Linked DNA regions of Mus musculus: region 1 is linked to region 2. Evidence: chromatin loops called from intact Hi-C (ENCODE). Cell type or tissue: left cerebral cortex. All regions are shown on one strand. Links, peaks and the distances in the headings refer to the core of each region. The heading gives the core; the rest is flanking DNA. Region 1 holds the start of Gtf2f1 (general transcription factor IIF, polypeptide 1). Region 2 has its middle 21 kb from the start of Adgre1.

The links. A loop is a pair of places that touch in the nucleus more often than their neighbours do. Peaks named below come from ENCODE experiments on the same cell type or tissue, not always from the same donor. Only the 100,000 strongest peaks of a DNase experiment are listed, where the experiment ranks them.
Region 1: a loop joins it to region 2, with 6 times the contacts of the local background. A loop is called at or near these places in 2 of 42 quality-filtered maps.

The regions. Positions count from the first base shown.
Region 1 is chr17:57,004,394-57,020,392 of GRCm38, reverse strand. It overlaps Gtf2f1 (general transcription factor IIF, polypeptide 1), which reads left to right and starts at 9,105. Exons shown (of 13, transcript NM_133801.2): 1 at 9,105-9,284; 2 at 9,371-9,417; 3 at 10,633-10,705; 4 at 12,487-12,680; 5 at 13,237-13,407; 6 at 14,849-15,033; 7 at 15,574-15,727; 8 at 15,821-15,882; 9 at 15,965-15,999. The coding sequence starts at 9,273. It also overlaps the pseudogene Gm17949. In left cerebral cortex, for the core only: a CTCF peak has its summit at 9,011; DNase peaks (open chromatin) are centred at 8,448 and 8,923; H3K4me3 peaks cover 1,988 bases; H3K27ac peaks cover 1,700 bases.
Region 2 is chr17:57,329,764-57,345,762 of GRCm38, reverse strand. No RefSeq gene overlaps it. Among named protein-coding and RNA genes, the nearest start is that of Adgre1, 21 kb to the left of the region's middle. In left cerebral cortex, for the core only: CTCF peaks have their summits at 9,881 (motif pointing right) and 10,838 (motif pointing right); DNase peaks (open chromatin) are centred at 9,889, 10,835 and 11,147.

The DNA.
Region 1 (15,999 bases), core at 7,884-10,383, 320 kb after region 2:
GTCCACACGATGCAGTAGCAGCTGCCACTTAAAGGTGAAGTTGGTTTCCCTCCAGCTGCTCTAGGTACCTGTCTGCCCTGTTAGTGCCAAGGACTCACCTCAGGTCTGGGTCCTTTGTGCTGTGGTAGGCCAGATGTTGGCCCAGTCCTACCTAGCTCACAGCAGACTCTCAATGACGGAACAGCACTTGGCAAAGATGCTTTCCGGAGCTTCTTCAGCCAATATCTAAAGAAGACATAAGATCAAAGATGCAGCTCATGACAAGACCTATGCTCCATCAGCCCCTTGAGGCAAGCCCGGATACAAGCAGGTTTGCTGTATTGAGTGCCATCTCATGTCCTAAGACTGGGTTTGGGGATGGGGCAGGAGTGAGCCATGGAGAGAGACCCCATGGGTCCAGGGATCAGAATAGAATACAGTCTCCCATGTTTGTTTCCCATAGGGACAAGTACACCACCAAAGTCCCTTATCTCCCTTCCACTGACACTAACCACCCCAGCGTGTGCTGAGCCAGATTGTATGGGCAGTCCCAGAGCTTCACAGGTGGCAGTTGGGGACCCCATTGTAGCTTTCAGAAACTGGAAGCACATTCACTGGCTCACACCTGTCATCTTAGCGCTCAGGACTGAGGTAAGAGGATTTCATGAGTTCAAGGCCTGCCTGGGCTATGTGAGGCCTCAGCCTGTGCCATCCTAAGGAGATGGAATTCCCTCACCCACCATTTCATACTGAACAAAGTTGCAAACTCCAAACTCACTAAGTGGGGCTTTTGGGGCTCACTTCTAAGTACCCACATGTCGCAGAAGGTTCTTTTGCTGGTAAAAGGTCAGGACAGGCTCACATAGGGTGTAGTGCGTCTCTAGGCGCTTGCGGATGGCCGGCTCTGAATCATCTGCCCGGTGCTCCACCTGTCCTCGTCGTAGCACTCTGCGCACCATGGTCTCCATGGAGCAGTCAAACACTATGACCATGTTGGGGGCCCTGCCCACCTAGGCAGCAACCAACAGAACCCTGAGTAGAGAGTCTTGCATCCAGTCCCCAGAGGCCATGAGGCTGGGGAGACATCACGAATTTGTAAAGTGTCTGTGGAGGCCAGAAGAGGACATCAGGTCCCTGGGAGCTGGAGTAGAGGTGGCAGTGAGCTGCCTACATGGATGCTAAGAACCGAACTCAAGTCCTCTGCAAACTGGCCTGAAACTACACATAGACTAGGCTGGCCGACCAGTAAGCTTCAGGGATCAGATGAAGCATATACACCACACCCAGCGTTCTATGTGGCTCTGGGGATGGAACTCAGGCTCACATACTTGTAGGGTTCGCACTTTGCTGAGCCAGCCTTATCCTGTACCCCTTGGTTTACTTTTTCACCTCAGCTGTCATGGAACTCCTGATCCTCCTGCCTCTGATGCCAGATGCTGGAGTTACAGGTGTGTACGGCCACACTAGATATGTTTTCATTTTTCTTATTTACTATTTTTTATATACAGACCAGATCATTTTAAATACTCAAATCTAGCCTCAAACATCCGTCCTGCCTCAGCATCCCGTGTGGTGATACCATAAATCCTTTTAGTTCCCTCCCCTCCCCCTTTTTTCCTTTTATGGAGAGGGTCTCACTATACAGTCCTGAAACTGTTCATGTAGACCAGGCTGGCCTGGAACTCAGAGATCCACCTCTTTTTTGGACAGGGTCTCATGAAGCCCAGGATGACCTTGAGTTCCTGATCGTTCACTTCCCCAGTTTCAGTGCTGGGATGAAGGGTGTGTACCACCATGCTTGGTCTCTTGCTTCCAATGGGGTCAGGGATACCACCGAAGTCCCTTACCTCACATTTGAGCTGTCACAAACGGGGTTTCACTTCTAAGCCCTGGGGATGGATGGAACCAAGGGCTTCAAATATGGGAGGTGACTATTCTGTCCTGTGAGCCTAGTCCCATCCAAACTGAGGCTTGATTTGCAGTGGTGGGCAATGCATGTTAGAGCCTGAAGGTTCTCTCCCCTTCCTCCAATGGCCTCTCTCTACTGGCAGCAAAGTCACCTACTGCCTGGACCTCCGACAGTTGTGACACCTGCATGTATGGTTCTGATATTTCATCCTTTTTCTTTTATTATTGGAAGGAGGGGAGGCATGTGTGAAAGTCAAAGGACAACTTTGTGGAAGTCTGCTCTCTTCCATCTTTAGGTAGATTCCAGGGATAGAACTTGTGGTTGTCAGGTTTAGCAGCAAGCATTTTTATCTGCTGGTCTCCCTTCATCCTTTTTAAATTTTTGTTTGTTTGTTTGTTTGTTTGGTCTTCAAGACAAAGTTTCTCGGGCTGGCGAGATGGCTCAGTGGTTAAGAGCGCCGACTGCTCTTCCGAAGGTCCTGAGTTCAAATCCCAGCAACCACATGGTGGCTCACAACCATCCGTAACGAAATCTGATGCCCTCTTCTGGAGTGCCTGAAGACAGCTACAGTGAATTTACATATAATAAATAGATCTTTTAAAAAAAAAAAAAAAAGACAAACTTTCTCTGTGTAGCCCTGGCTGTCCTGGAACTCACTCTGTAGACCAGGCTGGCCTTGAGCTCAGAAATCTGCCTGCCTCTGCCTCCCAAGTGCTGGGATAAAAGGCATGTGCCATCACTGCCTGGCCAAGATTTTTTTTTTAAACCTATATGTATAGGTGTGCTACACAAGAGTGCTGGTGCTCACAGAGGCCAAAAGCAGGGAGTGCCTGTGGAGCTACGAAGTGGGTGCTGGAAATTGAACTCAGGTCTCCTGGAAGATCATTGAGTGCTTTTAACTACTGAGTCATTTTTCCAGTTACTTACTTCCTCCCTTTCTTTTGCTTCCTCTTTTTTTTCCATCTTATTTGAAGACAGGGAGTCTTCTCTGTGTAGCTCTAGCTATCCTAGAACTTTGTGGACCAGGCTGGCCTTAAAGTCAAAGAGATCCACCTGCCTCTGCCTCCTGAATGCTGGGATTAAAGGTGGATGCTACCATGTCCAGCCCTGTTTTGTTTTTATCTTTTAAGATTTATTATTTTAACATTTTTTTAAGATTTATTTATTTTATGTATATGAGTACACTGTCACTGTCTTCAGACACACCAGAAGAGGGCATCAGATCCCATTACAGATGGTTGTGAGCTACCATGTAGTTGCTAGGAATTGAACTCAGGACCTTTGGAAGAGCCCTTAGCCATCTTTCCAGCCCTAAATACTTTTTTTAAGGATTTAGCTATTATTATACATAAGTTCACTGTAGATGACTTCAGATGCACCAGAAGAGGGCGTCAGATCTCATTACGGATGGTTGTGAGCTATCATGTGGTTCCTGGGATTTGAACCTTCTGAAGAGCAGTCAGTGCTCTTACCTGCTGAGCCATCTTGCCAGCCCTAAAGATTTATTTATTGTTATATAAATACACTGTAACTGTCTTCAGACACACCAGAAGAGGGCATCAGATCTCATTACAGATCTCATTACACATGTTAGCCGCTATGTGGTTGCTGAGATTTGAACGCAGGACCTTTGGAAAAGCAGCCCATGCTCTTAACCGCTGAGCCATTTCACCAGCCCCTAGCCCTGTTTTATATAAAGATGCTTGTCCTGTACACTTCCTCATAGAATGCAGAATGGAGACCATAGGCTCCATTCTGGCAGACAAGTATTTCCTTATAACCTCTAGTTAGTTGTCCACATTGCTCAGACACCCTGGATAAGAGAATCTACTTGACACTGGTTCTGTAATTGCCCAAAGCTGCCCATATCCTCCACACTTTGCCTGTCGGTGATTCAGAGCACCTGACAGAATAGCCACAGTGCTTATTGTCAAAGCAAATTTCTATGTGTTCAGTACAGGTGCAAATCTCTTCCCTAAATGTATTGACTTACATGTATTTACTCTGTCTGTGTCACACATGTTATGTCATGGTAGTGCTTGTGTGGAGGTAGAGAACACACTGCAGGTGTCAGTTCTCTCCTGTCCTCAGGCTTGGATACAAGCCCCATTTCCTGCTGAGAACTCTAGCAGGCCCCGCCCACTGCTTTCAGTTTGAGCTTCATTACATGTTTGGATATGGGACTGGTTATGAGCCAGGACCAGCGTATCCATAAGCATCTCACAACCCAAGAAAGCAAAGTGTCCACAGAATGCATCCCTGAACCACACCCCAGACTCTCACTTAAAAAACAAAAACCAGCTAGGCAGTGGTGGCACACACCTTTAATGCCAACACTAGAAGGCAGAGGCAGGTGGATCTCTGAGTTCAAGCCCAGCCTGGTTTATGGAGTCAGTTATAGAGCCAGGGCTACACAAGGAAACCCCGCCTCAAAAAAAAAAAAAAAAGTTCTGTGGGTATTATAGAGTGCACCCATGTACCCACGTTCAGTGCATAGTTAGGACTGCTGCATGGCTTGGTGATAGAATACCTGTTCTTGGAGAGGACCTAAATTTGATTCCCAGCGTATACATGATTGCTCACAACCATTCTAAGTCCAGTTCCAGGGGATCTGATGCCATCTTCACACCTAGACTTTAAGGACACCAGGCATATCTGTGGTAGACAGCACAAAACAGAAAGAAGCCAGCGGGACAGTGCTGTCTTACTTCTATTATCCCAGCACCAAGGAGGTGGAGGCAGGAGCATTTTCAGCTCAGGGTCATCCTTAGATACTTAGAGATGGAGGCTAGCCAGGGCTACATGGAACACTCTGGGAACCAGCTCAGCTCACAGTTCGCCTTGGGTTACACAGTTTCACATTACACAGTTTCACATTTTAAGAAATTGTGACCAATATTTAAGCAAGGTGGGAGTTGGGGGGCAGCTTCTGCAACACAGCTCTCAGCTTCCCATAAACCCTACTAGCTTGGTAATGTTGGTCCTGCACATCCCCATGGCAACAGCAGTGTGAATGTTTCCTATGCCCATTGGCAACACTCTGAATGGATAAATTCACCCTCTGGAATCTTTCATCTGCATCCCAATCTCTTCATGCATGTGTGTGTGAGTGTGGCGGCCAGAAGTCAGCCAGCATGAGGGCCTGTTCAATTTGTATTGTTTGTTTAAAACTGGATCTTTTTTTTAATGGAGTTTCCAGCTGAACTCCAAATGTAGCTTAGGCTGGCCTAAGAAATCACAATCCTCCTGCCTCACAGGACCCCAGTGCTGGGGTGACAGGCATGTACCTCCATGCTCAGTTTCTGACCATTACTAATGCAGAAAAGAAATCGCATGTGCAGGCTGGGTAGAGCACAGTAGGTAGACGGCTTGCCCAGAATGCCTGAAGCCCTGGCTTCCATCCTCAGCATATAAATTAGGTGTGGTGGCACATCCCTGCCATCTTAGCACCCCAGAGGTGGAGGCAGGAAGAGTAGGAGTTCAAGGTCAGCCTCTCCTATGTTATGGAGTTTGAGATCAGCCTAGGCTATATGAAATCTGAAGGTATCGGGAGATGGGGATGGGGATCAGGAGAAGAGGGAGGAGAGGAAGGAAGGAAGGTCCTAGCTCCCAGCCTCAGGTCCTCCCATATCCATCCACTAGGGTTTTATGGAGAGTAGGGAAAGGGTGGTCTGAAACCTCCACTCAGGTAGCGCACACCCTGAAGGGTGCTCTGGCTCTAGGGGATCAGGTCACTCACAATCCGCTCAAACTCTTTGGCCTGTTCCAGCTCTCTGGGGAAGCCATCGATGAGGAAGCCGCGGATCTTTGGATAAGACAACAAGTTGTCACTGATCATGTCCAGAATCAAACCCTGGGAAGGAAAGGGCATGGACTCAGGATCCACCCCTCCAAAAAGGCCAGGGACTGTGAAGGCCATTCACTGTGGGCCTCTTGTAAGACAGGGAAACAGCACCCAGCATCCTAGTCATTGGCTGCCTCTCTGCTTGCATGCTTTTAAAAACAATTTGAAATCATTTCTGATTGTGTGTATGTCTATGTGTAGATATCTTCAGGTGCATGCAGGGGCCCCAGAGGCCATGTAGGACCCCCTGGAGCTGGATTTACAGGCCACTGAGAGCCACCTGAGAATTGAACCCATGTCTACAGAGCAGCTAGGTATCTGTAGCAGCTGAGCCACCTCCCCAGCAACTAGGCATGGAGCCCAAGCTGGCCCTGAATGGAGACTCCCCTGGTCTGCCTCCTGTGTGCTTGGCTCTTTTTCTTTCCTTTACCCCCAACCCCTTTACACTCATATACTGAGCACAAGGCCTCACAAAATGCTAGGCAAACCCTTGTTCTCTGAACTAGGCTCTCAGACTCCTCATACTTTATTTTAGAGAAAGAGTTTCACATAGCCAGGCTCATTGGAAACTTATACTGTCCTTAAACTCAGATATCTTGTCTCTGCCTCCTGAGTGTTGGGATGAACGGTCCAATGACCAAGTCCAATGACCTTGAACTGAACTTCCAATCTTCTTGCCTCCACCTTCCTGAGTGACAGGCTTGTCCTACTATGCCCATCAGATATTCTAAGACTCTACCAGTTTACATTACCTGATACACCATCAATCTAATTCTAGATAAATGTCTCTACTTTGCTGTGTAGGGGAGGAAGTATGTCCCTTCTCAGCAATTTGCTTCCTGGACATTTTCGGTAGGATCCACTGAATATGTGGGTGTGCAGTTTATGGGTACAGCAGCTGATTTGTTTAAGTAACTTATTTATAGGGTCTATGTTACCCAGGCTGACCTCAAATTCCCCATTCTCCTGCCTCAGCCTTCCAGGTCCAAGGATAACAGGTGTTTGTCACTTCATCTGGCTTTCTTTTTCCCTCTCTCCTTTCCTCTCTTCCTTTGTCACTCCCTCCCCCATGCCTGATATAGTCCCTGACATATCCCAGGCTAGAATCTTTTGTTTGTGGGGGAGGGCTAGTTTAAGACAGGGTTTCTGTGTGTCGCTGGCTGTCCTTGAACTCACTCTGTAGACCAGGCTGGCCTCAAACTCACAGAAATCCTTCTGCCTCTGCTTTCCCAAGTGCTGGGATAAAAGATGTGTGTCACCACTGCCTGGCTGGGCTAGACTCTTATTCGATCTAAAAAAAGGTTATTAGATCTCTTTTATCATTTATCTAGTTGGAGAAGGATGGCACATGTGCCATTCATTCACAGGAGTCAGTTCAGGGGTTGAATTCAGGCTGTGAGGCTTGGCCGCAAAATGTCTTCACCCAGTGTGCCATCTCTGGCCCGTAGCACAGACTGGCCTGTCTATGTAGTCAAGGGTGCCTTGCCCAGCATGCACCCAGTTTCTGCTGGGTATGGGACCCAGGACTTTGCGCATTCTAGGCCAGTGACCTTTTTTTTTTTTTTTTTTTTTTTGATTTGTGAGTGTTTGTTTACATGTATGTGTGAGTGTGTGCAAGACCAGAAGAGAGTACAGGAAACCCTGGAAATAGAGTTAACAGATAGTTGTGAGCTGTCATTTGGGTGCTGGGAAGCAAACCCAGCTTCTGGACAGGAGCAGCCAGTGTCCTTAACTCTTACATCACCACAACACTGTCAGATAAGAACAGGTTAGGGCTGCAAGGCAGTCACTGGGCCAGCAGACCCTGGCTTCCTGGGGACTCCGTCCAGCCATGAGTGACCCCATGAACTCCTGTGAACTCTCACCGTGGGTACCAGGAGTCCCTTCTGCATGATGTCCCGGATCTGCCGTCCCCTCTGGGTGCTTCTCTGAGCCTCCTCCCGCAGCAGCTGGCCCAGCTCCACATGGTAGAAGCCGTATTTCAGAGCCATGTTTCTGCACTGGGTCCCTTTCCCGCAGCCGGGCCCCCCCACCACGAAGATGATCAGGGGATACCTCAGGATATCTATGGTGTTCAGGGAAGAAAGATGGTACTAGTGCAAGTCTATAAGAAATCCTGGACTCACGTTGAAGCATCCCCCTGTGGGGATTTTCCTGAGCCATTTGCACAGACCTCCATGAAGTGCCTTAGTGACTCCATCACCCCATTTTACAGATAAAGAAGAGGGCCCTCAAACTCACCCAGTAGCACCCTGCTCCGCCCACCATGCGGTCCTTTCTATGCTGCCTGCTTGTGCCTCTAGTCACACAACCTCTGAGTTGGGATAAGACCTCTCTGCCCTTTCCTCTCCTCCGCAGTCAGCCCTCGTTCTTTGTCCCTTTCAGTTCACTTTGGTCTTCCTAGCCAGCCTCTGTAACTTAAGGCGCACTCCCTGAAGGCGGAGAAATGAATGCCTCCCCTACTAGACACATCTGTGGAGTCAGTTGTTTATGCAAAGACAGTCATGGAATCAGCCTATCTCATTCCTCTCAAGTTCAATGCCTGTGCCTCCCTTGCCCCTCTGCTTAACCAACTCCTTTGCATCCCGTAGGCTCCCTTTCTCTGATTTGTCCCCAGAGAATAGTACTTTCCATTTCCGACACTGGCTCCTCTACTCAAGTTATATGCCAAAGGCATCAACCAACAGTGAGGTGGGAGCATGCGCAGATGCGTTCCTTCCGTGCAGGGGTTGGTGTACACCCCCAGGTAGTGGGGATACTTGCCCATCTCCCCCTTTCGTTGGCCCATGTAAACCAACCACCCCACGTCGTTACCCTTCTCCTGGGGCCTCAAAGCTCTGCCCAGCTGGGGCAGCGTGGACTCGCACAGACCCATCCCGCCCGCAATGCCGGGGTACGCTGGGGCCCTGTCTCCACCCTGCACCGAGTCCCCGGCTCCGCTCTACGTCACAAGGGACTCATTTTGCAAGATCCTCGGGATCCCCATATCCCAGGACACAGAAAACTGAACCTCAGACCCGCCCCAGAAGAGCCGAAGAAGCCACCCCACAGAGTGGGCCTCGGTTGCCATGGCAACTCGGCCTCCGTTCCCGCTTCTTGGACACATTTACGCTTGCGCAAGAGGATCGAGTTCGCGTCTACCAGGAGACTCCATTTCCACCCTACCCAGGATGCTCCGCGGTGCCTGCGTCGTGACGTCACGACGGGCGTGTCTACACGTGACTTTTCCGTGGTATATAAACAGAGAACGCCGCCAAAAGGTGGCTTTCTCTCCGAAGCTGGTGATCTAGAGTAGTTACAGCGGCTGCGCTCTTCTCGGTGTGGCAGCTCAACTTCCGGGTCAGGCTCTAACGCATGCGCAGAGAGTTAGGTCTCTTTTTCTCGTCTTCCAGCATTCTCCGAGACTTAAGGATTTGGAAATCCAAAGCACAGCATCACACTAACGTGACAACCAGGAAAGGTGCCTTCCCTTTCCTGGAGCCGAGGGACACAACGAAGTTCATCCCGTCAGGCCGACCGGGAGCAGCTTGAGCAACGGCCATGGCGGCTCTAGTGAGTATGAATGAGGTGGGGACAGAGGTGTCGCAGAACAGACCCCGCGCCCTCTCCTCGCCTTACAGACCCCTGCTCTCTTGCAGGGCTCCAGCAGCCAGAATGTCACCGAGTACGTCGTCCGAGTCCCCAAGTAAGTCCCCGTCCACCCACACTCCAGAACCTCGGCCCTGTGTTCCCCTGCCACCCCGTCCAAGACACAGTAACAGTTACCCCTTGGTAGTTAATGTCAGGGGTCGGTGACTTTGCCCTGAGTCAGACGGGTCAGGTCAGACATGGTGACTGCCTTTAATCTCAGCACTTGGGAAGCAGATGTAAGAGAATTTCTGTGAGTTCGCAGCCAGCCAGGTCTGTATAGTGAGTTCCAGGACAGCCAGGGCTACATAGTCGGGTCCTGTCCCAAAATAAAAGAAAACCCCAAACTGGTCACAGGTGGTATACATCCTGTTTTTTTGTGCCAAGTGCCATGTCCCTCAACTTCTAACTTTATTTTAGGTGGGTACATGCTAGGCAAGTACTCCACCACCGAGCCACACCCAGCCCCCTCTTAAGTTTTGTTTATTTTGAAGACAAGAGTCTTACTGTGTAGTTCAGATGGTTTGATCAGGCTGGCTTTGAACCCACTCAGATCCATTAAGACCCTTGCCTGCCTGCCCTTCTTTCTACATAGGGGTCCTCCGCACTTTTGGTTCCTTTTTTCTTTTTTTCTCTTTTGGTTTTTCGAGACAGGGTTTCTCTGTGTAGCCCTGGCTGTCCTGGAACTCACCTTGTAGACCAGGCTGGCCTCGAACTCAGAAATCCACCTGCCTCTGCCTCCCAAGTGCTGGGATTAAAGGCATGTGCCAACTCTGCCTGGTGGTCCCTTTGTTTCTTGAAGATTTAATTTATTATCTATGTGTATGAATGTTCTCTCTTGTCTCTCCTCTCTCACTCTCGCTCTTGCTCTCGCTCTCACTCTTTCTGTATGTGATGCTGTAAGAGAGCCTAGTGTCTGTGGATCTTTATCTGATGGGGTTGGGTTGGATGAGATGGATCTTGATTCTTTAAAACAAAACAAAACAAAACCCCTGAAAAACTAGAGCGTGGTTCTCAACTTGCAGGTTGCCTAAGACCATCGGAAAACACAGATATTTACATGACCATTTATAGCTTACAGTTGTGAACTAAACAAAAATAATTTTATGATTGGGTCACCGCAGCATGAGGAGATGTATTAGAGGGTCAGAGCTTTAGAACCATTGCTCTGGAGTCTTTTATGAGTTCCCAGAATTACCTACAACCAAGGGTGTAAAGCATAGATTTGTTGAATGAATAATCAATAGATTGAATAGTTTCTTGCCCATTCCAGGAACACAGCCAAAAGATACAACATAATGGCTTTTAATGCAGCCGATAAAGTCAACTTTGCTACCTGGAACCAGGTAAGTGGGTGATTCTGGGTGGCTGGGGCAGGGACCTAACCCTGGGCTGGTGACTATGTATAGTAATAACTTTACTGAAACGATGGTGCCCACACCTGTGGCTCCAGCAGATTTGTGATTCCAGCCATTTGGTGGCTGAGGCAGAAAGACTGAGTGTTTTAGACCAGCTTGTGCTACATAAATCCTAGCTCCAAAGAAAAGAAGTGCAAAGCAAAGCAAAGCATGTCAGAGGATGTGGTTCAGTCAGTAGAGCACGAATCTAGCATATATGAGGCCAAGCTGGATCCCCAGCGCCATGTATACTAGCCATGGTGGCACACGCCTGTCATCCCAGCACGGGAAGGGGGTAGGACCTCAAACTGAAGATGATCCTTGCCTGCACAGTAAAGCCCACGATACATATAGACGGTGTCTTTTTTTTTTTTTTTAATGGTTTTTCAAGACGGGGTTTCTCTGTGTAGCCCTGGCTGTCCTGAAACTCACTTTGTAGATCAGGCTGGCCTCCAACTCAGAAATCCACCTGCCTCTGCCTCCCAAGTGTTGGGATTAAAGGTGTGCGCCACCACTTGCCAGCCACAGACCATGTCTTAAAAAAGTAAAGTAGTGGGTAGCAAGATAACTCAGTGAGCAAAGAGGTGGCTCCAAGTGTGTCCTTGGATCTCATACAGGCAATGTCATGTACAACCTCCACAAAAAGAAATACACTTTAAAAGTTTGGGGTTTTTGTTTTTAAGAAAAAGCCAGCTGGCCGTAGTGGCACATACCTTTACTGCCAGTTCGAAAGCAGCAGAGTCAGTGGATCTCAGACTTCAAGGCCAGCCTGGTCTGCATGGTGAATTTCACTGTAGTGAGACCCTGTCTCAAAAGGATAAAATGATTCCACAAGATGGGTATAGCCAGAGATACTACTATCCCAGCACCAGGGAGGTAGAGGCAGGAGGATCATAAGTTTGAAGCCAGCCTGGGCTACATAACAGGACTTTCTAGATAATACTAAGAATAAAAAAAAAATGTTAAAGGCCAAAGTTTTAAACTATCCACTCTTTTGGGTGCCATGTTAAAATGTCACTATCTTCATATTGTTGAGGTTGCTCCTGGGCCTTCCTCAGGTGGTCACTATACATCTTTAGTCTCTGTACTCCATGATCTCATGAACCAGTCTGCTTTACTGTTATTGTAGTAAGTCCCACATTCCCTGTGACCAGAGTATTCTGTGTGTGTGATGTTTGTATGCATGTGGGCACGCTGTGCCTGTCAAGGCCAGAGTTGACATCAGGTGTCTTCCATAGTCACTCTACACCATATTTCGATGACATCTGTTGGGCCACTGGTATGTGGGGGATACAGAGTTTGGAGATCAGAGAAGACTTCAGGAGTCACTTCTCACCTTTTGCAGTGTGGGTCCCAGGGCTTGACCTCAAGCCTCGGGCTTGACAGCAAGTACCGTCCCATAGCCTTTCTACGTTGTGTTTTGAGTCAGGGTATCTAACTGAACCTGGGGCTTGCTGACCTGTGAGTTCCAGAGCCCCTCCTGTCTGCACCTCTCTCATGGGGTCTCAGATGCCATGCCCAACTTTGTCTGTGGGTCCTGGGGATCTGAATTCCTGATCCTTGTGCTTGTAAGCCTGCTACCTTACCCAGTGAACCAGTTCCACAGCCCTCTCCCTGGGCAGAGGCAACAGGTGCTCACATCCCTGGCCTTCATGCCACATGGGGAGTCTGCTGGGAGCACATGAAGCCTGGCACAGGGAGACAGAAGAGTATTCCTGCTTCTCCTTCAGGCACGGCTGGAGCGAGATCTGAGCAACAAGAAGATTTACCAGGAAGAAGAGATGCCAGAGTCCGGTGCAGGCAGTGAATTCAACCGCAAGCTTAGGGAGGAGGCGCGCCGGAAGAAGTATGGCATTGTCCTAAAGGAGTTTCGGCCTGAGGACCAGCCTTGGCTACTCCGTGTCAATGGCAAATCAGGACGGAAGTAAGTGATGCTAATGGTGGGAGGGGCCAGCCTGTGTCCCTCCCACATGCATACTTTGGAGGCATCTTCTTTGAGTCTGTAGCCAACAGGATGGTGGTCCCAGTACCACCTCCTTGATAAAGTTTAATCTTGGAGGTAAATCAACTAGATACTGTTGGTCTGGCTCAGCAGCCTGAGTGTGGCCTGGAGATAGGGCCCTGACCCCATGGGCGAGGATACTCCATTGCAAAGAAGGTGGAGTCTGATGGAGCCAGTGACGAGAGTGCTCTATGCATAGTTATTCAGTGAACCAATAGCTGGAGCCTACACAGTGTAAGGCCCTCAGTAGCCATGGGGGATTATAGGCTGGGAGCAGGATACACAGTGCAACATGGCCCAGAATCTGGTAGCAGATGGTGGCCACAAGGTGGCAGGGTGATGTTTGTGCTAGGGAGATGGTAGCACATGCCCTTCTGTCCTAATCATTCCTAGAAGAGCCCAAATGGGAACTGTAGAGAGGGTGGAAGGAGTGCAGGTGGGGTGGGTGGGACCGTGACCTAACCTAGGCTCTCCACAGGTTCAAAGGCATTAAGAAAGGCGGGGTAACAGAGAACACAGCCTACTACATCTTCACACAGTGTGCTGATGGTGCCTTTGAGGCTTTCCCTGTACAGAACTGGTACAATTTCACACCACTGGCCCGACACCGCACACTCACTGCTGAGGAAGCCGAGGAGGAATGGGAGAGGTGAGCCAAAGGTGGTTGTTACAGCTGTGTACGCCCTCAGAGCAAGGCTGCCTGGAGTACTGCTTAGTACTTGCTTGGGCAGACCTCTCTTGCTTGAGTCTTGCCTGGGAGCTGAGTGAAGGCTGGTACCACAGATATGCACAGCCTGGGGGTCCAGGGAGGGGCCTCCTAATGGCAACTTCCTCAGTTCTAGCCTGGGAGGTAGAGACAAAGGCGGGTGCAGGGAGGCTGGGATTGAGAAACTGGGGATGTATAGCATGAGATACCTTGTACACCTGCTGAGGATGGGACCTGTGGGCCCAGAAAGGGCTTCAGGAATGCATGTGGTTTGTGGGGTTGCTCTGTGCTTGCCTACAAGTCTGGACCAGTTCTCAAGGGGCCGGGACTGCAATGTCAAAAGCAGCTCCTCCTCCCACTATGCGTAGTCTTCTTCCGGGCATGCATAGGTGTGGTTCATGGACGGCTCCTTGTCCAGTGAGACCCTGCCCCTTCTCTAAGTAATCCTTGAGATAAATTAACAGTGGGGGGTGTGGGTGGGGGTAGTGTATGCACACATTACCACACAGATGGCAGAAGCAACAAGGACCAGGCATTCAGGTCCATCTTCTGTATTAAGTTTGAAGCCAGCTGTGGTTATATGAGATTTGGTTTCAAAACACCCCAAAACTTGACAGACACAGTAGTACACACCCTTAATCTCAGCACTTTGGTGCACAGGCAACAGGATCTCTGAGTTTGAGGGGTGGTTTATATTCCAAGTTACAGACCAGCTAAGATCACACAATGAGATCCTGTTTTAAAAGGAATTTTAACTGGGCCAAGCCTGGTGGTGCACACCTTTACCCCAGCACTCTAGGATGCAGTGGCATGAGAATCTCTGTGAGTTCAAGGCCAGCCTGGTTTTCATAGTGAGTTCCAAGACAGCTAGGACAATAGAGAGAGATCCTGTTTCACCAAGAAAACAAAACCAAAAACCAAAAACAACCGAACAACCCACCACCTCCAAAGCCATAAAATGTTATTTAGCTAACCAATATAATGGCTGGATATGCCTGGAACAGACCCTGAGTTTGGAGGAGCTAAGATTTGGGGTCTCCAGGGGGCTTAGGTGCACATGGGCCTGAGTCCATCTCAGGGCTCACCCTATATTGTTTCAAGATTTGGGGGTTTGAAATGGCCCAGGCTGTATGCCCTGCCTCTTTCTCTTTCTGTTGCATGTGGTGTGGCTCAGGCTAACTACCCTGCCTTAGCCTCCTTTACAGTGTTTGTGCCTTAATGAGGTTATCCTGTCATGCCCATTTGTCCTGTAAAGAAGGGATGCCCATTTGAGTGTATCGGTCATTATCTTCTACCATCCTCTTTGCCCAAGGAGCTCTTTGCAGTCCCCTACTCCCCACCATCCTCTGCTACACAAAGTACATAGTCACTTGTTCCCATGCAGGAGGAACAAGGTCCTAAACCACTTCAGCATCATGCAGCAGCGGCGGCTCAAGGACCAGGACCAGGATGAAGATGAGGAGGAGAAGGAGAAGCGCAGTCGCAAGAAGCCTAGTGAGCTGCGCATTCATGACCTGGAGGATGACCTGGAAATGTCCTCCGATGCCAGCGATGCCAGTGGTGAAGAGGGTAAGTGGGGACCCAGAGGTCTTAGTTCAGAGACCAGGTGAGTTACCACCACCTGGGAAGCAGCAATGTGTCCCTGTAGAGCTGCCTGCTCAGATACTATTTTTTTGTTTTGTTTTTCGAGACAGGGTTTCTCTGTGTAGCCCTGGCTGTCCTGGAACTCACTTTGTAGACCAGGCTGTCCTCGAACTCAGAAATCCACCTGCCTCTGCCTCTCAAGTGCTGGGATTAAAGGCCTGCGCTACCACTGCCTGGCTCAGATACTTTTTATAAAGGCTTTAGATGCTATGTGACCTGTGTCTTTCCTGTCACTGCTTGAGTACAGTGATGCATGTGGCATCAGCTGTCAGGATTTCCTGGCTAGATGGAATTGCTGCTCATGGGTATAGCCCCTGCCTAGAATCCCCAGTGAGAGCGGCTGGGGGCGTGGCTTGGGTGGAGCCCCTGCTTAGAGTCCCCAGTGAGAGCGGCTGGAGCCCCTGCCCAGCAGAGAGCAGAGATCTGTGCTCATCCAGTCTGAGCTCCTGTGTCTTCCTCTCACAGGCAGCAGAACCTCCAAGGCTAAGAAAAAGGCCCCTGTGACCAAGGCAGGCAGGAAGAAGAAAAAGAAGAAGGGCTCAGATGATGAGGCTTTTGAGGACAGCGATGATGGGGACTTCGAGGGCCAGGAGGTAGACTACATGTCTGATGGCTCCAGGTAAGGCACAGGCAAGGCAGAGATGAGGCAGGGGCAAGGCAGGCCAGGCCTGTGGCCGCCCAACTTTACGGCTTGCCTTTCTCTGCCCTATAGCAGCTCTCCAGATGAGACAGAAGGCAAGCCCAAAGTGCCCCAGCAGGAGGATGGCCCAAAGGGTAGGTGCCAGTTAGGGACCAACCAGTGGGTGGGAGTGCGCTCAGAAGTTGCCACTGCTCACCCATGTGACCTGTGTCCCAGGGGTGGATGAGCAGAGCGAGAGCAGTGAGGAGAGT
Region 2 (15,999 bases), core at 8,845-11,344:
TGATTAAGGATGTTAAACATTTTTTCAGGTGTTTCTCTGCCACTCGGTATTCCTCAGGTGAGAATTCTTTGTTCAGCTCTGAGCCCCATTTTTAATGGGGTTATTTGATTTTCTGGAGTCCATCTTCTTGAGTTCTTTATATATATTGGATATTAGTCCCCTATCCGATTTGGGATAGGTAAAGATCCTTTCCCAATCTGTTGGTGGCCTTTTTGTCTTATTGACGGTGTCTTTTGCTTTGCAGAAGCTTTGCAATTTTATGAGGTCCCATTTATCGATTCTTGATCTTACAGCACAAGCCATTGCTGTTCTATTCAGGAATTTTTCCCCTGTACCCATATCTTCGAGGCTTTTCCCTACTTTCTCCTCTATAAGTTTCAGTGTCACTGGTTTTATGTGGAGTTCCTTAATCCACTTAGATTTGACCTTAGTACAAGGAGATAGAAATGGATCAATTCGCATTCTTCTACATGATAACCGCCAGTTGTGCCAGCACCATTTGTTGAAAATGCTGTCTTCCTTGTCAAAGATCAAGTGACCATAGGTGTGTGGATTCATCTCTGGGTCTTCAATTCTGTTCCATTGGTCTACTTGTCTGTAAGATCTTTCTTGACTCTCCATTGCCTTGGGAGGACATTTGAGCCCAGTAGAGCCTAGGACCCTGCATAGGCATAATCTAGTCTAGTGTCTTATTCAGGATCTCCGTTGCTGTGATTAACAGCATAACCAGAAGCCTCACAGGAAGAAGATGCTTTATTGCATCCTACAACTCCTAGGTCCCACTCCATCACTGAGGAAAGTCAGGGCAGGAACCTGCAAGCAGGAGTTGATGCAGAACCACAAAGGAGCACTGCTTACAGGCTTGCTCAGCCAAAGCTTCCGTGCAGTGCAGGACCAAGCTCCCTCCACTAGCTTTCCCTGCAATCCAAAACCACCTGCTCTAGGGTTGTACAATCCACAGTGGATGTGGCCTTCCCACGTCAATCAGTAACCAAGAAAATGCCCCCACAGATTTGCCTACAGGCAGTCCCATGAGGACTTCTTAGCTAAGTTCCCTCTTCCCAGACAACTCTAGTTGGTGTCAAGTTGAGAAAAAAAAATCCAAGTTATCTGCCCATCTTCCATCTTGATTGATTGCCACATACACCTGGCAAAAATCTGAGAACACTGTAGTGTATTCTGGGAACTCCTGACCTGGCACTGTGCACTGGCTGCTGCACCCAGCTACTCTGACTATTGCTATCAGCTCACAGCTTCCTCTTTGCTCTTTGCTGACCAGCTGCAGCAAACCACAGACCCAAATTATAGCCCTCACCTAAAGATCACAGAAACATGGAAATCCACAGACCCTGAGGGGAGACAAACCTCTCTGGGGAGTTTAGCTGACATTATCCTAACTATGATGGCAAGTCAAACTGACAGGATAGAATCAGCCAGGAGACACAGTGCTGCGGCACCCTGGAAGGGCATTCTTAGAGAGGGTTAATGGAGTATGGAAGACCTACTCTGAATGTAGGTGGTGGCATCTCACGGGCTGGGGCAACACACTGAATTAAAAGCAGAAGTCAGAGGGGCCTTGTTGAGAAGGGAGTTTCAGAGGGAGAGGAACAAGGTTTGAAGTCCCTTGTATATGTGTATGAACTGTCAAACAGTTGTTTAATGAGGGACAATGGAGACAATTATCTCTCTCTCTCTCTCCCCTCTCCCTCTCCCTCTCCCTCCCCCTCCCCCTCCCATTCTCCCTCTCTCCTTCCTGACTGTGAACACAACATGACCAGCCACCTCCTCACACTCCCAGCAGGTGGACTGAGTCCCTCAAACCTTCTTGTTAGGTAACTTTCTTCTGTGAGGTATTAATTAATTATTAATTAATCACAGCAAAGGGAAAAGTTATTGAACTATTGCTGAGACACACACATACAAAATTCCTCTACTGCCAAAAGCACAAGAACCCTCGGAGACCCCTTGCCTAAATCCCTAAAATGGGCTTGGTACCATTTCACAATGTACTTTATAATATGGCATTCTGTACTCAACAAATTATTTGTGTACAAACACTCATATGAAATTGTGAACTGAACACTTCAAGTCAGAACTTGCCAATATAAAAAGCACATTCACTGTGTCTACAGATGGCGTTTTTTACTTAAGAAATGTTTCAGATGCAGAAATGTACTTAGTTTTTATTACACATTAAAAATTACAGTCTTTGTCTTCAAATTTTCATAAATAAAAGTTAGTTTTGCCTTCAATTAACATCTTAATGCCTTATCTGAAACATGCTCACCTGCAAACCTGTGTCCTGAGAATTGACATGTCTGATCCTAGGGATGTTCCTTGAGCCTCAGGAAGTAAGCAGTCAACAACTCACAAAGCTCAGGAAGGCCCTGAAGCTTGCAAGATTGGCAAGGCCCCTCACCAAGTTACATAATCAGGAATGATTGCTGAGGAAGGAACACTCTCCAATGTGGAGCATTGCATGCAAATGCCATAGACAGATCCAGGATGCCCATAAATCAATCATTACCCATGCTGAATGGCTTTCATGTGATGTGACTACCATTGAGTAGTCACTACCATGTGACTATGTTAAAATCAATGGTTCACTAAGTTAGACCTATGTGTAGTCACTTCCTTGGTCCATTGTTGGTGCCTGAAGTAAGTAGACATTTATTCATGTCTCTCTCTAGGAAAGTTGCACAACAAACTATAAATCAACAAAGACAAAGAGTATGTGATCTGAGGCCCACAGGATACCAAATAAATATCCAAGGGTGGTTGCCCTGTGCAGTTCCACAGAGCCCAGCCAACCCTTCTATCCACTTGTGACATTAGAAAGGGCTTCTACCAGGAATGCCCATTAAAGACTCAGAAGCAATATTGTATAGTCACAAATACTATGGTCACTGATGAGTCAGTTTTCTGGGTACCACAACTGACACAGGCCATCCACAAACCCCAATTCCCGGGAGCCAGCCCTGATAACTCTTTTCAACATGGGTGGCTTCCAAAATTTTGATACCTACTTTGCTCTTCTGTTGCTGTGATAAAACACTGGCCAGAAGTAACATGGGGAACGAAAGGGTGGATTTGGCTTATACCCTCAAATAACAGCCCATCATTGAGGGAAGTCAGGGCAGGAAGTCAGTATGGAAACCTAGAAGCAGGAACTGAATTGACACTGCTTAGTAGCTTGCACCTATGGCTTTCTCGCCCCCTTCCACTTTCCCAGGGGTGGCAGGGCCCTCCCACTACAAACATCAGTCTAGGAAACACAACCCAGAGTTGCCTACAGACTGACCTGATGGAGGCCATTCCTCCAACCAGTGCGCCTGATCAAAGTATAGAACAGACTCAGGAGAGCACGCCTAGCTGCATGCCTGAGGCCCGCTCATGACCTCAGGTCCTGATCCATGAGTAGCGGAACTGTGGGGGATGTCAGCTACTGAAATGCTTACCATTGATTGACAGTTTCAGAGGATCTAGAACCACCAAGGGGGAAAGACTCCTGGACATGCCTATGGGGCATGACCTAGGCTGGGTCAACTGGACAAACCCTAACTGAGCTGAACACTGGCACTACCACAGCGCTCTGCTTCTTTCGTGCGTACGCACAGTGTGACAGCTGCCTCAAGCTCCTCTGTCCATGCCTTTCCCATCATGACGGACCGTATCCCCTCAAACTGTGATCCACGCAAAGCCTGCCTTAAATTGCATTTGTCTCAAAATGTCCCAAGAAACAGGGAGAGGAAGGGGGGGGAGGGGGAAATCTTGGAACTCGTCGCCCTTTTCCTTCCTGGAGCTTGGCCATTTCTTTTGAGCTGGACTATTGAATGAGTGAGTGTACTCTCTACTCTTCCTCTGCAGTTTTCTGCAAAAGCTTCAGGCTGAGCAGCTAGCAAGTTCCCCTCGAAGGAATGTCTTGCCTTCTCTGCCTCAGCAGATGCAGAAGCGGCAGCAGGAGGAGCTGCTGCACCCCCTCCCCCCCTCACGTCAACACAAGTGGATTCAGAAGAGGATGTGGAGTGACAGAGGCTGCAGAAGATAAGGATCTACCATCATCATCAACTTTGAACCCGACAAACTGGGGCCCCAGAGCTGGAGGAGGAAGGAGTCCCAGTTTGTAGGAAGTCAATCTTAAAGAATCTAAGGTTGACTCTTCTGTGTGTATGTGGGAAGGTTATAACTGAATTCAACTTTCACCTTTCGTACCCAGCCCCACCATGTCAGTCCTTGGCATGTGACCTGGTGTCCAAGACTAAACACTAACCATTAGTGTTTGCTCTCCTTTTCTTTTAAGATTTTTTTTTTTTTTTGACATGGTGTCGCACTATGTTGCCCTGTCTGCCCTGGAACTTGCTACATAGACCAAGCTGCCTCCAACTCGAAGAGAGCCACCTGCCTCTGCCTCCTAGTGTTGAGATAAAGGTGTGAGCTACCACACCTGGTCCTAGACTTAATATTGTCTGTGTGTGTGTGTGTGTGTGTGTGTGTGTGTGTGTGTGTGTGTGTGTGTGTGTGTGTGTTTGCAGTGCCCAGGAAAGCCAGAAGAGGGCATCGTATCTCCTGTTGCTGAAATTACAGATGGCTGTGCTAGGGCCATCTGTATTTATTTATTTATTTTATTTATTTGGTTAGTTAATTAGTTATTATTTATGTGTGTATGCAAGCTCACAGTGTACATAAGTGCAGATGATTGTGGCGGGGGAGGGGGCGGGATGTGCTTAGATGCATGGGTTTCACATGGGTCTGAACTCCAGGCACACTTGTGAATGGCAAACACTTTGCAGGCTGAGCCATCTCTCCTGCTGCTCAGTACTCTTATACACTCTGAAAAAGCATGATAAGAAGTGTGGGCTATGGCTAACATGTTCAAGGACTCAGACTGGAGTCTCTGAGATGGAGCAGTTTCCTGGGAGATGGTCCTTTTAAAAGATGCATCCTGGGTGCAGCGGTGGCACGCATAACTTGGCAGTAACCAACAACTGTCTAATTGTACTTAAGACAGGCTCAACAAGAGGGAAACTGGCTGGTACTAGAAACCTAGCTAACTACTCAGTGCTAGTGAAGTCATGGATCTGAGAAGAAAACCTACACCCACCACTTTCCTAAACCAGGATAATCTTTAACTATATTCTTAACATTTGCCCTTATAGCCAAAAATAAGTTCTCATCAAGGAAAGTTCTCTTTGTAATAGATGGAGACCATGACTGAAAACCACAGCCTATCAAAATGCAGAACTATGAAGCCCGGTCCCAATGGCTATATCTACTACACCTAAGACTCAGGGAACATTGTAGAGGAGAGGGTGGAAGGACTGTGAGAACCAGAGGGCCAGGGAACTTTCTGTTTAAATGTGTCTTCTGGTAATTTCAGAAGCTGTGCTCATAAAGTCTTCCCACCACGACTGCCCACACATGCGCTGAACAAGGATGACAATACACACGCCAAAGTGGACAGGGAAAAGCCCTGGAGGCCTCAACCCTGCACAAAGAATCACAGGTAACTAAGGAGTCCCGAGAGTCGGAGAAATAGTCTTCCCTAGGGGGGAGCACATCAAATGGCTATCTAATCCCACATGGTCAGCCCTAAAAGCACACATACAAGTACATACAAGTAACATGCTACAGATTGAGCAGGTTACCCTTAGGAATGTGTGTGTGTGTGTGTGTGTGTGTGTGTGTGATCTGCCTGTCTGCGTGTATGCATATGTATGCATATACCTGAATGCATACAATAACAATTAATGAAAAAGGAGGCCATGAAACTGAAGAAGAGAAGGGAAGGGCATAAGGAGTGTTTGGAGAGAGGAAAGGAAAAAGAGAAATGTTGTAATTATATCATAATCAAAAAATTTTTTCAAAAAACTGCAACACACGCACTAAATGAAAGAAGATGATAAGAGGAGAAGGAAGCAGGGGAGGGGGAGGGGAGGAGAGGGGGAAGTGGTGGAGGATCTGGGGGAACTTAGGGGGAAATGGATGTGGATGTCATCATATTTTCTTGTGTATGTATAAAAACTTCTCAAAAACATCATAAAGGCACAGCTTACATAAAGAACAAAGCCGCCTGTGATGGTTCATGCACATAACCTGAGGAGGATTCCTGAGCTCGGCACCAGCCTAGGCACTACTTTCTTGCTCTGTGAACATGGCATGTCCACCCCATCGCTCTCAGCAGAGCTCAGAGAAGCCTCTGTGCAACAGGAGCGACGACAGCAGAAACTCACGACTGGCCAGAGTACTGAGAGTCTGACATGACTCTTGGGTGCTCAGTCTCAAACAGGGCAGTTGTGTCACCCACCCCTCCCAAGATTCGGTCAACAGTGGGGGTGGGAGGGAACTGGCAGAAAGAATGTGAGAGTTGGGGGAAGGAGGAGGGGTGCAGAACCCTGACTCCTGGGCGCAATGTGAACCCTTCGCTCTTGAACTTCCAGCAGCTATAGCTGGACAAGATGGTGCCCTCGGACATCCTGCCGCGGAGGCTGAAGGGGCTCAAAAGGCCACGATCCCTGGGAGAAAACCATGGGCAATTAGTGATTGCTGGGAGAGGAAAAGACACTTGCTTGCTGCAGTAGAGTGGTGTGATCACTGGTGAGTCGGCCATGCTCCTAAGTGACCATAATTAAACTCACTGGACTCTGTAAGGCAGGGACCAAGAGAGGAAGCAGAGTTTGGGATGTAAATCAATAAGTAAACAGGAAAAGAAAAAGAAAAAAAAACTCACTGGGTCACTAAAAACAAAAGGCTTCAAAGTAGAGAGGGGACTGGTTGGGAGGGGATCTGCAGGAATGGAGGGGACAGGAAGGGAGTGAATATCATCAAAATGGTGTGTGTGTGTGTGTGTGTGTGTGTGTGTGTGTGTGTGTGTGTGTGTGTGTGAAAATGTCATAAACCCAGTATGTACAATGAATACAGGCTAGTAAAGAGATGCTAATAAAATGTAAAGAATGTGAAGGAAGAGAGAAAGAAGGGGAGAGGTACAAAGAGATGGAGGGAGAGAGAAAGACAGAGATGAAGAGAGAAAAGAAGTCTAAGGATGAAGGTCACAGGATGGGCTGAAAAACGGCTAGACAGGAAACGAAGTGAGACATTACCCCAGGAGATGATCGTGACCACGGAAAAACTAGAGAACAAAGTGGGAACACCAGAGGAGATTCAGAGAGGCCAACGGCCAATTCCCAGTACCCATGTGGTGGCTCAAAACCATCCATAACTCCAGTTCCAGGAGTTCTGTCACCTTTTGACCTCTGTAGGCACCAAACATGCATATGGTGCAAATATATACATGTAGACAAAACACTCATAAAATAAGTCTAAGTGGTTTAATTTCTTTTTTTTAAAAAAAAGGGGGACACTGAAAAATATATAAATGTAATTCTTGAAAAAGTAATAAAAGTAATCATATTTTTTGAAAATAAAAAAGAACTAACTGAGAAAAGAAGGTCCGGTCTGAATTCCGGGGAAGAGCTGTCCCTTTATTTGGAACCATGGTCGCCACGGTTACCGGAAACTCAGAAAGGAGAAGTTTGCAAATCTTGTTTATTGCGTTTCATCTTTGTCAGAGTGAAGCAGGAGATCATGATCCTTGATAAGGCAAAGCTTCTAAGAATCAGAAAGGATTTGAAAAAATTAAATATAGCCCATCAATTTCAGTGGCAAGGTGGGGTGGTGGTGCGTGCGAACCTGCATGCGCATGTGCAGACCAACCTTAATCTTCTCCATCACGCAGCATCCACTGTCTGCTTTAATGTATTTTTCATTAGTTCTTTGAGAACTTCCTACATGTGCTCCCCCTCCCGCTCCCAACTCCTCTCGTCTGCCCACCATTATCAACTTGGTGCCCTCCCTTGTTGGTTGGTCTTCTAACCTCCTAAGTCAAATCTGTGCCACTCACATGTGTTTTCCTAAGACGGGGTCTTCCTCGCTACCCTAGAATCCGCAAGTCGAGACATGGATCCTCACGTTTGTGGAGCGAGCACTGGAGCAGCTGGGCCAGCCAGCACGCTTCAGGAAAAGCACAACCATCCACAGAGACGCTGGTTTCTAATTAGGACTTCAAACGGATCCAGGTTCTGTGTGTGTGCAGCCTATCCCTCAATCCCACCGGCCTCCTCTCCACCTCCCTTGCTGAGGAGACTCCAAAGTACACAGGCTGTGTGGTTTATTCCGTTCCTTTTTTTTTTTTTTTTTTTTTTTTCCTCGTCGGGTGATGCACACCTTAACAATTTGGTACGTAGATTACGAGTGAAATGGTGACCTCTCGAGGCAGTTAGCATCCCCCTCCCCTTCAACCATCGCCTTGTCCTTTCTCATGTGTTTGTTTGTTTGTTTGTTTGTTTGTTTGAATGTGTATCCTGCTGTGTGCATGTGGAGGTCAGACGTCAGCTTTCAAGAAATGGTCCTCACCTTCCACCACAAGAGTTCCAGAGGATGAACTTGGGTCATCAGAAACTGACAAGTGTATTCACTACTGAGCCCTGTCCACACACACCCATTTAGTGGGGGAGGGAGGAGGGGTTGGTTGGTTTTTGGTTTTGGTTTTGGGGTTTTGGGTTTTGGTTTGGATTTTGGTTTGGGGTTTGTTTGGGTTTTTTTGGTTGGTTGGTTGGTTGGTTGGTTGGTTGGTTTGGTTTGGTTTGGTTTTTTGTTTTGTTTTGTTTGTTTGTTTTGTTTTGTTTTGTTTTGTTTTTTGAGACAGTGTTTCTCTGTGTAGCCCTAGCTGTCCTGGAACTCACTCTGTAGACCAGGCTAGTTTCAAGGGCATGTGCCTGCCTCTGCCTCTCTCTCTTTCTCTCTCTCTCTCTCTCTCTCTCTCTCACTCTCTCTCTCTCTCTCTGCCTCTCTGCCTCTCTCTCTCTGTCTCTCTCTGTCTCTCTCTGTCTCTCTCTCTCTCTCTCTCTCTCTCTCTCTCTCTCTCTCTCTCCCTCTCCCTCTCCCTCTGCCTCTGCCTCTGCCTCTGCCTCTGCCTCTGCCTCTGCCTCTGCCTCTGCCTCTGCCTCTGCCTCTGCCTCTGCCTCTGCCTCTGCCTCTGCCTCTGCCTCTGCCTCCCAAGTGCTTGGATAAAAGACCTTTGTCACCACAGCCAGCCTAAGTTTTTATTAAAACAGATACTGCTCACTCTAGCTGAACCTCGTGGTGCAGGTTATGAAATCTCAGATACTGGGGAGGCTGAGGCAGGAGGATTATAAGCACAAATCCAGCCTTGATCTGCTACATAGAGAGACCCAGGCTGTGGGGGGAGGGGAGGCTCAGTCAGTAAGTGTTTGCTAAGCAAGCAAAGCTCCCTGAGTGAGCTCTGCACACCCTCACTTAAAGTCCAGGCATGGAAATGAAGTTCTATAATCTAGCCCTGGAGAGAGGGAGGTGTGGAGATCAATGTATCCCCAAGGTGGCCAGCCTACTTACTGAACTCCAGGGCTATAGAAGAACCTGTCTCAAAAAAATAAGGTGGAACCCTCTCCCCAAGAGGAGACAAGGAAGACTGTAAGAGCCAGAAGTCAGGCACGACTGAAGCAGGATCTCGGTACTAATAAACTACAGCACCTGTGGCTGCTGCTTATAATCAGACCAGTCAACCTTACAGCAGGAGTTGGAAGGGCTCATGAGCCCACCCTAACTGAGGAGCTGGACAGTTGATGGCTGCTGATGGAGGGAGAGGCAGTTTTCTTTAAACTATGCCCCTGACCCCGCAGGCTGACCATGCCCCAGTGGATAGCCACACACCAAGTACTACATGGACACCCCAAATTAAACTGGATGGGCTATTTAAAATTTAAAAAGAAGGCATGGTGTTGTAAGACGATTTGGATGACAGCGGATCTGGGAGGAGTTGGGGAATATACACAGTTGAACCCAGGGGCCATATCACTCGTGGACGCTAGGTGGCAGCACAGGGCTGCAAGTGAGCGCTGTGTGGTTAGACTGCAAAGTGTTCCTTGAAGTGAAAAATGGGGGCCTCGGCGCCACAGACAAGGAAACACAGCCTGCTGGAGTCTATGCCTGACTTCATAGGCTGGAATTCCACCAGTACAAGGGTCATTGTTTCGGATAAATGCATTTCTCTTTTAAAAAATAATAAAATTATCCAGAGTACCAATTCAACAAATGAAGCTCAGATCCACCTAGAAATCACTAGAGATAAAAATAAGTTGTAAACATTTTTTAAGAAAAATATGTAACAATAAATTATTGAAGGGTAGGGGCTGTGAGGTGGCTCAGCAAGTAAAGAAGTTTTGCACCTAATGACCTGAGTTTAATCTCTAGGGCCTACACGATAGAAAAAGGGAACTGACTCCTGCACAATGTCCTCTGGCCTCCTATTGCTCTCGGGATACTCACACACTCGTTCACACAAACACAAATCAAATAAATTTAATAAGAAACTAAGCCGGGCAGCGGTGGCGCACTCCTTTAATCCCAGCACTCGGGAGGCAGAGGCAGGTGGATTTCTGAGTTCGAGTTCGAGGCCAGCCTGATCTACAGAGTGAGTTCCAGGACAGCCAGGGCTACACAGAGAAACCCTGTCTCAAAAAAATAAATAAATAAATAAATAATAAAAATAAAAAACAGAAAAGAAAATAAACTAAAAATAAATTGAAGACACCATATCATCCAGTAGTGCCGCTGGCCATTCCTTCTAGAAGACTGGGTGGAGATGCCAGAAATACCAGGGTCCCTTCCTGGGGGCCTCTCTAGGCTCATATCCACAGACTTGTGAGTAAACACGTGTGCACACCCACAAATAAACTCAATCTCTTCCGTCTTTCCTCCCCTCTGCAAACGACCCGCCCAGCTGCAGACGTTGTGTCATTACCGCACATGTCCGCGAGGGGGCGATCGTGCCTTTAACGTCCAGCTGTCTGCCTCGGACCGGTCCTGCTTGGATGTCTGCCCCTGCGTTTGAAGCTTATGTCCGATTTCCCACATCTTCATCCATGTTTTTAAATCCCTAGAACAGTGTAGGGAGAGTATTTTGAGGACTGGCCTAGTTTCTGTTGCTATAATAAAATATCCTGACCAAAAAAAAAAAAAAAAAGGGAGCTTTGGAAGCTAGGGGTTGAGTTTACAGGTCTAGATTACAGCCCATCTTTGTGGGGCAGTTAGAACACACACCTCAAACAGCTGGCCGCGTGACAACCACAGTCAAGAATGAAGAAGTGAAGGCCAGCATGCTCATTTCTCCACAGTTCTGGATCCCTGCCTAGGGAATGGTGTGGCCCACTACAGGCTGGGTCTTCCCACATCAATCCCCCACAGACCCTACAAGTCAACCCACCGTAGGCAGTCACTACAGCAAAACGTAACTTGAGCTGACTAATACAAACTTCTGCCACCCTGAGCCTTAAAGATGGACTGAACACTCTGGGCATGGCTGGAATGGCTCCAAGAGCAGATTCGTGACCTCTAACTCCTCAGCATCGCATGATTCAGCCTTTCTTTTTCATGGGAGAACCATGGGAGCAGGCAGCATTCTGTTACCATGGTGCTTGTGATGGTTAACCTTGACTGTGGACTTGAACTTGAACTTGAATCAGCTGAGAGACGTGCTTCTGGGGAAATTCACGGGGGGACTTTGCCCCTTCCTGGAGAGCTCCTCCACTCTGTTACTGCCCCTGTGTTGTTCCTACAATCCTTATCTGACATGCATTGAAGACCTGGGACCCTCCAGAAATCCCCCCACCCCAGGCCTTCAGATCTGGACTTTGCAGCACCCACCTCATAGACTGGGCTGCTACCAGGTTCTCGGCCTTGGCAGCATACAGGCAGCCATTATAGACTGCCCAGGCTGTATCAGATAAGCCAGACGAACAAATCTTCCTTTGATACCTATTGATTCTATCAGTCCTGTTCCTCTAGTGAACTCTAATGCAGTTCTTGAAGCCCGCAAATCCAGTGACTCTCCCTACAGTGAAGGCAGACCCTTCAGACGTGATAAGCATTTCAGACCAGACTCCTGTGCCATAGTCTATCGTTGGCCAAGAATGTGTGTGAGACAGCACTCGGGCACTGACTTTCCTGAGAGAGAACCAGGCAGTGCTGTGGCCTCTGTTAGCCACTTGACCAGTAATTCTCAACCTTCTTAAAGCCGTGGCCCTTTAACTCAATTCCTCAACCACAAAATTATTTCCTTGCTACTTTGTTAACTGTAATTTTGCTACTGTTAGGAACTGTAATGTAAATATCTGATGTGCAGGATATTGTGATATGCAACCCCTGTGGAAGGGTCATTCAACTACCAAAGGGGTTGTGACCACTGCACTAGGGTGCTGAGAACACAGCTTAGCCCTGAGACTCAGCTTTTTTTAGTGTGTGTGCTATGTGGGATGTACTCACACCTGTAATTCTACATATGCAGGTGCTTATACCGTCACAGGTGTGGAGGCCACTGGAGGCTAACACTCCCCACTCATTCCCCTGATACCTAGTCTCTTGCCGAATGCAGAGCTTGGCTGACAGCCAGAAGTCCCAGCAATTCTCCTGCCCAGGGTTGGCCAAGCCCAGATCTTTCCTGAATGCTGGGGACTCAAACTCAGGTCCTCATGTTTGTGCAGCAAGAACTCTGAACCTCTGAGCCTTCTCTCCAGACACATCACGATGCTGTGCCTTCAAAAAAATATGTCCCTGACTCTCTGGTAATGTACCGTCAATTTTCCAGGGGGTGAGATGACCTCCAAGTCCATTATGTCTCAACCAACATTCTCCACCGCCCACAAAGCTGGATCTAATATTGGGCCATGGGGATGTTCGATACAATGGCGCCTTCCTAAATAATGTACACTCTGAAGTCCTGTCCCATTGGCCACCAACGCTAGCCCTTCTTTTATTTGAGCTTGGTAATGGTGATCCCAGCCGATCGAAAGAAATCCACCCAAAAAGGTCAGTTACTTAGCTCTTGACTTAGCCCTAAAGTACTGCAGGTAAAGTCAAATCAGAGAGAGAGGGGGGTACTGCCAAGGCCTGGGGCCAGAGGGTGGTGGGTGTAATGTAAATGATGAAAAAGTTCTGGAAGGTGGGTATTGGTTCTGGGGCCATGAATACACTTAGCAATAGTTAAAACACTCACAATGGCAGGGATGGTAGACTGTGTGCTGTGCTTAACCACAGTCTTAAAAATAAAGTCTATTCAATAAGAAAGAGATGCCAAGGCATGAATAATATATGTTGAAACGAATCAGTCTGATGCACAGGCCTTTTCTGAAACAATCAACAGAGGTAAGGGGATGGGGTTCATGAGGACCCGCCCCTTCCTGGTGACTGATAGAGTTGGGAGGGGAGGAGCTCGTGAGGCCCCACCCCTTCCTGGTGACTAATAGAGTTAACAATTGGAGGGGGAGGGGCTCATGAGGCCCCACCCCTTCCTGGGATTGATAGACAGTTCAAGGTCTCCTGGGACAGGATAGCAATTTCTTCAGTGATATAGCCACAGTCAGCGGCCCACACTCCTGTAATTGCCTCTCATCTCAGCCCTGATAGAATTCTGTGGTCTGTCAGAAATCAGACATGGGAGTAGAAGGTAGACTGGGTAGGAAAAGGAAGGAAATCAGCTGAAGTGGGAGGGGACAAGAGAGAATGACGGAGGATACGATCAAAATAAATAATACATGTATGGAAATATCATAATAATGGGTTCATTATTAGGTTTAAGTAATATCCACCATTAAAAACATGCCAAAAAAAATAAACAGAAGTCCGAAGCCAAGAGAACAGACAGACAGATGGCAGATAGGAGAGAACGAGCTACAGTCTGTGGTGGTAAAAAGATGGAATCCTATCCCCACAAGTCCATCCACAACCGAAATAGGGTACCATGAGAAGAGAGATTTCTCTGTGCTGGGTGAAGCTGTGGCTAAGTGGGTAGAGCTGTCATCTGTCATGTCCGAGGCCCTGGTTCCATCCACCGGGCCTGGTGGTGCACACCTCTCAGCCCAGCACTTAGGAGGTGGAGACGGGAAGAGTAGGAGTTCAAGATCACCCTTGGCTATATAGTGAGTGCGTGGCCATTGTGAGACTCATGGGAGCCCGTCTCCAAAAAAAAAATAATAACAAAATAAAAAATAAAATTGAAATCCCTCTGACAGGAGCAATTTCCTGCTCAGGACTGTGACTCTGGTCAAACATCCTCAGCTGGCAGGTCATGACCAAGGCTGGGAGGTCATGACATGGCTGGGAAGTCGTGACCCATGGCTGGAAGGTCATACCCTGTGGCTGGAAGGTTGTGACCCAGGGCTGGGATGTCATGGCCCAGGGCTTGGAAGTCATAGCTGTTAATTTCCTAAATGGTCATGTTATAAAAATACCTTCTAAATATTTATGTGTGCATCCACAATGCTGGCAAACCTCAGCCTGGGTCATAGAAGTCTCCTTCTACAGTAGACCGTGGTCCATGGAGAGATGCATTATTGTTCAAAGTGCTGAGAATACAAGATGGAGTGCTCACCCCTAGACAAGACAATTAATTCCACCACCACTGAGATTTGCTGAAGATCACAGAGGAGGAAGCCAGAAGAGCACAGTGAGACTCTGGCATGGCGAGGACACTCACGGACACTTGTGGTTACACGCACAAGACCAAGCACTGTTGGGAAGGAGTTCTCCAGGCCCCGCCCTCACCGAGGAGCTCTTGGCTGGGGCAGGAGGAACCATTCTTTGCTGAGGGTGTGGTCACTAGAAGTTGTCCCACACTTCAGCAGACGGCCATGAAGCCCTGCGCATGGGCAGCTGACTGCACTTTGGGAGTGGGGTTGTTTGTTGGCTTGCTTGAAGACATGGAGTTCAGATGGGAATGTGTTGTATGGGTGAAGTTGGAGGAAAGACATGGAAAGGAATACAAGTATACATGTATACTATCTATACATGACCACAACTCATTGTACACATAGATGGGATTCTTAGGAATAAAGAAGCATTTTTAAAACTGTTTTGTGTGGATGTGTTGCCAGTACGTCTGTCTATGCACAATGTATGTGTGGTTCCTGCAGAGGCTTGAAGGCGGCATCAAAGCCCCTGGAACTGAAGTTACACATGGCTGTGACTTGCCATGTGGCTGTGGGGAACTGAACCCAGGTCCTCTACAAGAGCAGCCAGGGCTCTTAACGGCTGACCCATCTCTCCAGCTCCAGAATAAAGATCTTTTTTAACTTTTAAGAGGAGCTCTGACATCCCTCTTTCCCAGCACCCAGAGAAGACACTGTCTGCAGTTCTCCAGCCCAAGCTGTCTGGCAGCTCACTGACAGTGTTCCAGACAAGAGAGAGACCCTGTCTCAAAAGAAACAATGACGACCCATGAGCAATGACACATGTGCAGGCATACTTACATTTACATGTGCACTGGCACACATATGAACACACGTGCATATATGCACAAGAAGAAAAGAAGATACAGATAATGTGGCACCTCTCTCTCTTCTGGAGATCCTGTGGAACATCCCAGGGAGACCTTATAGCCCCAAATCCTTATCTTGGGCTCTGACTGCAGATGGCACAGCCTAAGACACCAAAATTACGATGGTGGTGCTATGGACATGCTTGAGAATCATATGGGAATCCATTCTCTGGCGATGGGTAAGGGATTAACTTGATTAGGCTAACTGACTGTGAGTGGCCCCATCCCGTGGGCTGGGGTGCTGCTCTGAACACCAGCATTCACCTCTCCACTTTGTAACTGTGGATGCTGGGTGATCAGGCAGCTCACACGCCTGCCACCATGCCTTCCCTGCTGTGGTGGACTGGGATGGGGACCATGATAAATCTTTCTTCCTGAATTGCATTTCCCAGAGTATCTTATCCCACCAATGAGAAGAGCAGGTGCCACGAAAATGTGACACTTTGGAGAATGAAACAGAGTGCCTGGTTAGCTCTAGCTGTCAACACAGCTACTCTGAGAGAGTCTACACTGAGTAACTGACCAGATTAGACTGGCCTGTGGCCATGTCTGTGAGAGATCATCTTAACTGATGTTGCCTGATATGGATGGAACCATCCCTAAACAGGTGGTCC